Regions from separate parts of the Homo sapiens genome. Here region 2 is linked to region 1. The links are chromatin loops, found by intact Hi-C in ENCODE. Cell type or tissue: mammary epithelial cell. All regions are shown on one strand. Links, peaks and the distances in the headings refer to the core of each region. The heading gives the core; the rest is flanking DNA.

Region 1 (4,402 bases), core at 313-4,312:
TTATTTTCTTTTCATTCTTTTTGTTATTTTTATTGTCACTCTGTGCATGAAGGGGCTTGTAGAAGAAAAATGTCCTTGAGTTCACAATGTTAATGGTCCAGGGATGGGAAATACACTGCACAAATCTACTCTAATAAAAATTTAGCAACTTATGACTTATCCTCAGTAGTAAAAAGCTCAGCTTTTACTTACTTATTCACATCACACACACACATAATAATGCATTCAACTTATCTTACTGCCCACTTGAAGCCCACTGTCCCCTTATCAGAAAATATAGTTATATTTCATGGGCCTGCTTCACATTTAAATTTTCTGGCTCCTCTCCTGCCCCAGTCATTCTCTTATGATTTGTGTAAATTCTCTTTCCTCTTCCATTTCTACACAGCCTTGAGATACTGTGTGAATTTCCCTACATCTGCTTTTCACTTGGGAGTTTTTTTTTTTTTTTTTTTTTTTTTTTTTTTTTTTGAGACGGAGTCTCGCTCTGTCGCCCAGGCTGGAGTGCAGTGGTGGGATCTCGGCTCACTGCAAGCTCCGCCTCCCGGGTTCACGCCATTCTCCTGCCTCAGCCTCCCAAGTAGCTGGGACTACAGGCGCCCGCCACTACGCCCGGCTAATTTTTTGTATTTTTAGTAGAGACGGGGTTTCACCGTTTTTTTAGCCGGGATGGTCTCGATCTCCTGACCTCGTGATCCGCCCGCCTCGGCCTCCCAAAGTGCTGGGATTACAGGCGTGAGCCACCGCGCCCGGCCTCACTTGGGAGTTTTCAGAGAGTTTGTGTATGTGTGTGTTGGGGCGGTGAGGGGGTGGGGGAGGATGGGAGGGTACTCTCTCACTTTTCTTTTTCTCTAGGCTTCTTTTTAAAATTTTACTTCCTTTTTGTGCTGTTCCTTTGGTCCTTTTTTACTGTTTCTTTTTTCCTCTTTAAGAATCTCTTATAATGCTCTTTAAAATGAATACAGCCTATAATTTTAACTATTTTAAAGTCATGTTTTATATGGGTAAAATTAAGAATTCTGAACATATTATTACTAGAGAGATTTCTTTTACAGCATTTAAAAGAAAGGGTTGCAACGGTTACTATCATAAGTGTCACCTCAAAAATATTTCTTTGTTCACTCAACAAAGCATGCAGAGTACCCACTGTACAGCAGGCTCAGAGCCAGCTCATGAAATTGAATATATGCCATCCTTGTCCATGAAAACTTGTAGGAAGGTAGACAGGCAAAAATCACACTCACAGAAAGATCCATACTATCTTAGTTCATTAAGGCTGCCATACAAAATACCATAAACTGGTAGGTTATAACCAACAGTAACTTATTTCCCACATTTCTGGAGCCTGTAAGGTCCAAGATCAAGAAGCCAGCAGATTCGGCATCTGGTGAGAACCCATTCCTCATAGACAGCAACCTTCTCACTCTAAAGTCACCTGGTGGATTGGGTGAGGGCTTTCCCTGGGGCCGCTTTTATAAGGGCACTTTTCCATTTATGAGGGTGGAGCTCTCATAAGCTAATGACCTCCCAAGGGCCCCACCTTCTACTTCCATAACCTTAGGGGTTAGGATTTCAACATACAAATTTTGGAGGGACACAAATATTCAGACTACAGTACCTGATACAATCTAAATATGTTTAATGTTCAGAGAAAACCTAGGGGGAACACTTCAAAGAGGGACTAAAATCCTTTCTATGAAGGATTGAGTATACCTCAGCTCAGTGGTCACTATACTGCAAATACTCTCCCTAGTGCCATACATTTCCAGGACTTTAATTACTGTCTATAATGTAATTTCCTAAATCTGTTGTTCCACCCAAGATTCTCTCCTGTGCTGTAGATCTAGATATTCAGTTGTCTTCTACAACTTCCATTTGGATAGCCCAGATGTACTTTTATTGCAATTTGTTTAAAATTTTCAGTGTATACATCTACTCAAATGTGCTCTTCCTCTTCTTTTCCTTACTGCCAAGAATGGCCCATCCTACAGCAAGTGACTCAAGCCAGAAATAGATGAATCATTCATGATTCCACCCTCTGCCTTATTTCCTCATCCAATTAATCATCTTCTTTTCCTTCTATATACTAAATGTTTACCTTATGTTGTACCTTACCTTGTGTTGTAATCACTCAGCAGATGCAGGATGGGCTCCTACCCAAAATTTGGTTTAGATGTCAAGACCGATGACACCACACACAAACCAAGAGGGTATGAAAAGTTTTATGACTTAAAGAATAGGGCTTTCTGGAGATATAAGGGCAGGAGCAGATGTATCTAGTGAAGAGTGGACACAGGGCACTCCATACAGTGGGAACAATGTGAAGGCATAGAGGGGTGAAACGTGCGGGTCACAATTGTTACACCAGCAGGGAGAGTGTGTTACAACAGTGGTGTGTGGTTTGGAAGGGTGGGCCATGGTGATAGGATCTGAGAGTAGATATGGGTTAAAATAGTGAAAGGCCTGGTACATTAAACAGAAGTCTGCATTTTGTTGTGTAAGGTTATGATTCTCAAAGTTAAATATATGTGTCCTGAGGGTATGCCTGGTTAAGACTAAAAGCTACTGGATCAATGTGCAACTCCTCCTAGAAAACATAAGGGAACTATAATATTTTAGTATATTTTAAAATTGACACGTGAAAGTTTTTTTTATGTTAAAACTCCTAACACTATCTGCTGTAGAAGACTAAATCTACATGATATTTATGATAAATGATATATTTTTAAAATATTTAAAAATATATAAAATATATAAAAATATATAAAAAATCTTAGGGTGAACCATTTTGAGTAATCCCCACCCCCAGGATTCAGTCTCCAAATTGTCAATGAGAACATTTGGGAATTACTGCTGAGTGATGCACAGTCACTGAAGAATCTTTCACAGAGTTATGGCATCACCATCAGTTTGCAAGTGTATGAGCCTGAGGGTGGAAGTTGAACTGGCAGATCACATGGATTAGAGAAAGTGAGACATTGGAAGGCTATGAAAATAGAGCAAATGAGAGATGATGCTGGCATGTCATAATGCCATAAAAAGTTTGATGTCTGACAGCTTTTATACTTATCTTTCCCTTGTGTCCAACATTTGGGAAAGTGATAAGAAAGTCTAGTGCTTTCTCCTTTGTCTCTGGTAGGTAATTCAAACCACATGAGCCCTTGTCCATACACTGCAACCATCATCCTGATCCCAGACACTAACCACAATAAAAAGAAAAACCCAAGCAGCATCCTTTGCTGCTCTCTCAAGTCATTTTCAAACCAGCTTGGGATTCATGCCCTTATATCCCCAGAAAGCCATATTATTTAAATAATAAAATGTTTCATACCCTCTTGGTATGTGTGTGTTGTCATTAGTCTTGACATGCAAACCAAATTTGGGGTAAAGTTCCATCTTGCCTCTGTGGAGTGATCACAACACAAAGGCAAACTTTTAGGATATATGAGGAAAAGATGATGATTAATTGGATGAGGGAGTAAGGAATCTTGAGTGACTCATCCATCCCTGGCTTGAGTCACTTGGTGTTTGATGGGCCATTCTTTGTAATAAAGAATAAAAGAGAAAGAGCACATTTGGGTAACATGTATACGTTGAAAAGGTAAAACACATTGCAATAGAAGTATATGTGGCCTATCTGAATGGAAGTTGTAGAAGACAGCTGAATATCTAGATCTAGAGCAAAGGAGAGGATCTTGGATGGAAGCACAGGTTTAGGAAATTACAATAAAGGCAGTGATTAAAGTTCTAGAAATGTATGACACTTACTAGGGAGAGTATTTGCAGTATAGACCAGTGAGCTGGGGGAGGCAGGATGTTGTTGATATTGTGACTGAGACTGAAGAAATACTCATTTAGAGAGTGTACCCTCTTTATCTGGTTAAAACCTAATGTTTGATAGTGCTCAACTCAGCCACCCAAAATCTGTTATTCACCATTTGAGGCTGGGTTAGGAGTTTCTCCTTAATCCTTCCTTAACACTCAGAAAATCTCTATTCTTGCACTTTCAGTGACAATTTTATGATTATATTCCTCCATTTAGTGTATAAATACTATTGTGTGAGCACTTTTAAAATTTACCTTTGTACTCCCACTCTGCTACAAATTCCCCTGTATATTCCATTCTGCTAGGCACTGAGTAGGTATTCAGTAAATGTGAAATGAACCAAAGAATAAGAAAATTGATTTTATCTATTTCACCTGTGTCAAAACTAATCAACTGCATTACAAGTCTGGTATTTAGATGTGTCAAGAAAAACTATGAGATCTGATAATACTGATATTCTTCATAAAGGCTAGAAAACCACAGAGAACTTGATTGTGGAATACACACAATAAAAAATAATTTAAAATACATTTTAATTTCCTATTATTTCTGTTTTTATATCACATTTTTTGAATA
Region 2 (4,402 bases), core at 234-4,233, 130 kb after region 1:
TCTCTGCAACTGAACTCTAAATACCCAGTGTGTGCAGGAGTTATTAACCTGGCAGTTTCCCTCAATTTAGAGTTTCAATTGCCCACTGCTGACTGTGTCGTGACCTCATCATCTCCCTCAATGTTTCTATCTAGTCCTTTTCTTCAAACAACAGTTTCTTATTTGCTGCTCTCCCTAGCCACAATGGGAGTGGTTATATATGGATATATGGAAAATTTCATTCTTCAAAGTTTCCATACCTATTTGTCTTCTTGCTTATCTCAGAAGATAAATGTGTCTCTTACTTGTTGGTTTTCTCTGCCACCTATAGACTTCCCGAAACCCCATAGCTATCCTTGGGAGTCAACCTGGCACTGGGGCATAGCTAAGTGGCACAGTTGTCGTAATGCTAAGTACTCTCTCATAACTTTCTGCAAATAAGAAGCAATACTTTTATTTTGTATATCAAGCTGATGTAAAAGGCAGTACAATTTTTTATTCATCCTGAAAAACTAAAATGAAAGTTACACCCTAGAAAAAGATCGACTATCATAACTGCTTTAACCTTTATTCTGTAGCTCATCCTTTCTTAAACTGATTGTATCCCATTACCTAATCTACCTAGCACTGCCCTTACTCTTAACAAATCCTTTCTTCTGCTCTCTGTTCCCATTTCTCAGCAACCTTCTATCATACATATAAAGAAACATAAACACACACACACACAACTTTTCCAATTTGTCTAAAACATATGTACTTTTCAACTCAGTCCTTATAGCACTTTTATATTGAAGCATGGCTTACATTCCAAATCTCCAGAAAAGTCACCATCTCTTCTTTCATGGCATTTCCAAATACACCACCTTTGGTGTGACAAGCCAATCCTCCCACTTGCTTAGCACAGTATTATTAAGTATATATTAAAGGTTTAAGATATTTAAACAAATAGCCTAAACTTATCGAAGCAGGTTTTGTTTGTTTGCATGCTTTTCAGACACCAACTGGCAGGAAAATTTGGTGTAGATCTTGTGGCTATTTGCCATGACTGGTGGCCAACTTTGGAATGAATTTCTAATATCTATGGAATTTCCTGTAATATGAGCATTAGCTCCTTAAGTTAGAAGCCGGAAACTCACTTTCCAAGTTCTTCCTACTCATGTGAAACAGACTTCACTAATAAGTCACACCACCTCAGTCTGCTCAAGAAGAAAGCAAAGGGAGAATGCAGAAACAGCATGGCTTTTAGCTTCTCACACAGTGTCTGGCTTTCTGAGGAAGTGGAAGCAGAATTTCTCATATCCAGTGTCCTGCCTCAGTGGTGCAAGCTGCAACAATGTCTGTGCCAAGTGACAGAGGAATTAGGTTCTTACCAGGGCAGCCATTAGGTACAAATTGGACTTTGTTGGCTATTTCCCATATAAGCCTGAATTATTCCATCTGAAGATTCTTTTATACTTAAATCGGCTAGGGATTATGTTATTTGTATCCTGAAACTCTGACTGACACCTAGCCTCAGAGCCATATAACTCAAAATAACAAACTCACAATAATTAGTCCATACTGATATGCTAGATGGCACTAATTTCTTCTTTTTCTTACTAAATTTCTTAAACTGTTATTTTTTAACATCATATAATTCCTCTTGACCTTTCTTCAACTAAATTGATTTTAAAAGTCACTCAAATCTACCTCAAAGTATGTGTGTGTGTGTGTGTGTGTGTGTGTGTGTGTGTGTGTTGTGGGAAGAAATGGTGATGTAAAAGATATAGAATCTTACAACTTTTTATCTTGCAGCTGGAACTGAAAACACAGAGGTATTAAGAACAACTGGAAGTTTTGGAAGATAGTTTCAAATTAATCACAATGAAAATAGGTCTGTAAATAAAATCATGTTTTTTTCTAAAGAAAAGCTGATATAAATATACTGCTTCTCATTTTTATTCATATAAAATGCATAAGTATTTTAGGCTACTCTATTCCAAGAAATTAATTTTCAAAAGTGTATTTGGCTCTGAGTGTATAGATAAAAGACAGTACTCAAATGATTTTTTTTCTTAAGCATTTATTTCAGGTTTATTTTCGGACACCAGTATGTGGAAAATGGTAATAATAATAAATTTGAGACCCGGCTCAATAATGATTTTTCTCTGCAATGGTGGCAACTTTAATCTTCCCGAATTCCTACTCTCTTCCACTGGATGTTGCAGGTAACATTTGTCTACAAGCAGATTAGGATACTGAGTTTAATGTGCACGTGTTTTCTATGCGAGCCCTTGGGATCAACACCTGTGGATAGCAAAGGAGGGGAAAAGGATTAGGCAGAGGGAAATGTCGTGCTGTAATCCAGAGCCAGCAATGGTCTTAGCCAATCCCACTTGGAGCTTTGGAGTTAAAATGTCTTGTTGCATTATCTCAAATTGGGCCAGAATTGTTGTTGGTGAGTCAGTTCAGGTTTTTGACTTCACTAACAAAAAGAATTTGAGAGCAAGTCCAAAGTAAGAGTAGGCCAATGAATTTATTGCAAAGCAAAAGTAGACTCTGAGAGGCTGAGTAGGATGCTTCAAGGGAGAGAAAGCCCTTAGTGCCTTAAGGGGAATTCCTTTTGTGGGAGCTGTACATATGTATTTATAAAATACATAAAAGTGAGGTCAAGTATGCAAAGGTGGACCTGAGGTTGGCGCATGCATTCAGCATTAACATGCTCTAACACACATTCTATGAATCATTAGCATCTAAAATCTCCACCTAGGAGTGTGGTTTTTTACTATTAAAATGACGAAAATGTCATTACAATCTAAATCCTGAACCTAGCTGCTCAAGTGGGACCTCAGAGATGTCTCTAGCTCTCCAAGGCAGGAAATTGTAGCTAAGAGCCTCTTGGGCTTTTGATGCTGATAGGCTGGAAATGAGGGGAGCCTCATCATAAACAAGGGCTTTTGTTCTCTTTCCCTGGGCGTATCAGGAGCTTGTATCCACCTGGCAGCTGGTATCATGTAGCACCGCTTATCTTGCAAAAGAGTTAGGTGCATGGGTTGTGAAAGGAGCCCACTGGGCTTCACACAAGGTGACAAGTCGGTATGGCATCCTAAACTTACTTATCCTGCTCCAGAATGGCTGGTCCTTTCTGCCTCTGCTCTGTCAGTCATCCCTCCTGGGCTGACTTGGAAAGGATCTTGTACTTGGTCAGGTAGGCTCGTTCTCTGCAGTTCAGGTAAACCCTGAAGGGGCTGAGATTTAAATGCCACCTGCCAATAACATTCCTAGAAGCTAGAACAATAAATTTTTCCTCTAAGGGGCAGCTGGGCAGCTCATAGTGTCCACAACGCTATATAAATAAATAAATAATAGTGATGTTATAAAGCACTAGCAATACACACACACACACACACACACACACACACACAGTGTTTCATTAAATCTTAACCCAATAAAATTCTAATCAGCAGATATTTTCACTTTAAAAATATCTCTACAAAATAAGTAATACATCTCTAAAATTTAAAATTAAAGAATTTTCTAACAGTTTTAATATAAAACCATTTTTAAAGTATTTTTACAACTATTTTAATTTAATTTTATATTTTATTTAATTCTTATAATTGATTTATAATTTTAATTTTTGATTTCTCCTCAACTTTTGAGGGTCAAATTATAACAATACATGACTAGACCTAGAAGGAAGCAAGCTCAGCTATTGAGTATCCCAGGAAAGTAAAGCAGGAACTGGTTTCTGAACCTTGCACTCACTGGTGTATATTTCATCTCCTTTTACTTGAACTGTTACCGGATTTTCAGCAAGAATAGAACTTTGTTTGCTCTATGGAATTCTGTAAAACTCATGGTGAAAAAAAGAAACATGTGATAAGGCCCTGCTGCCTTACTGCATTTCTGGTTCAATTCCTTCTGAGTAAACTGGTGCCAGCCAGGCCTATTGTGACCTTGTTAGTCTAATTGCTTACTTGAGCTCAGGTAAGAACTATAGATGAAGTGAACTTGTTACGACCATTGCCATGTTTTATTTACTGATGCTATGAAGTGTTAATCATCTCGTGTTTAATACTTAAATTTATACTATTAGTGGTCATTTTTAGGTGTAAGGTAAAATAAAATAGAATTGTTAAACCTAGTGTCATCTAAATAACCCCTTCCTATATTTAATGTCTTTGAAATGTCACTTTTCAATATTAAAATATTATATATATTTGAGATTGAAACTCTACCTTCTCTTCTGTTCCACAGTTGCATACCAATTCCCAAACACATATTGTATTATTTAAATTAGAATGTCTTTATAATACATTTTAATATCTGGTAGGAACAACCTTTCCTATCTTTATCACATATTTTATAATATTAAAATAATTTTTATAGGTTTCTACTTCAGGAAGTTGTATTCTTCCAAAAAAAATCCTGGTTGATATTT

The links. Peaks named below come from ENCODE experiments on the same cell type or tissue, not always from the same donor. Only the 100,000 strongest peaks of a DNase experiment are listed, where the experiment ranks them.
Region 2: a loop joins it to region 1, with 7 times the contacts of the local background. A loop is called at or near these places in 1 of 110 quality-filtered maps.

The regions. Positions count from the first base shown.
Region 1 is chr4:43,328,439-43,332,840 of GRCh38, forward strand. LOC105374434 (a long non-coding RNA gene) reads right to left here and starts at 2,258. Exons shown (of 3, transcript XR_925268.1): 1 at 2,116-2,258. The region is part of intron 1 of LOC105374433 (a long non-coding RNA gene); the gene reads left to right. In mammary epithelial cell, for the core only: no CTCF peak of the experiment used is centred there; DNase peaks (open chromatin) are centred at 2,043 and 3,493; H3K27ac peaks cover 3,099 bases.
Region 2 is chr4:43,455,506-43,459,907 of GRCh38, forward strand. It overlaps LINC02383 (long intergenic non-protein coding RNA 2383), which reads right to left. Exons shown (of 3, transcript NR_146993.1): 2 at 3,075-3,304; 3 at 2,025-2,265. Among named protein-coding and RNA genes, the nearest start is that of LINC02383, 35 kb to the right of the region's middle. In mammary epithelial cell, for the core only: no CTCF peak of the experiment used is centred there; DNase peaks (open chromatin) are centred at 1,106 and 2,596; H3K27ac peaks cover 2,593 bases.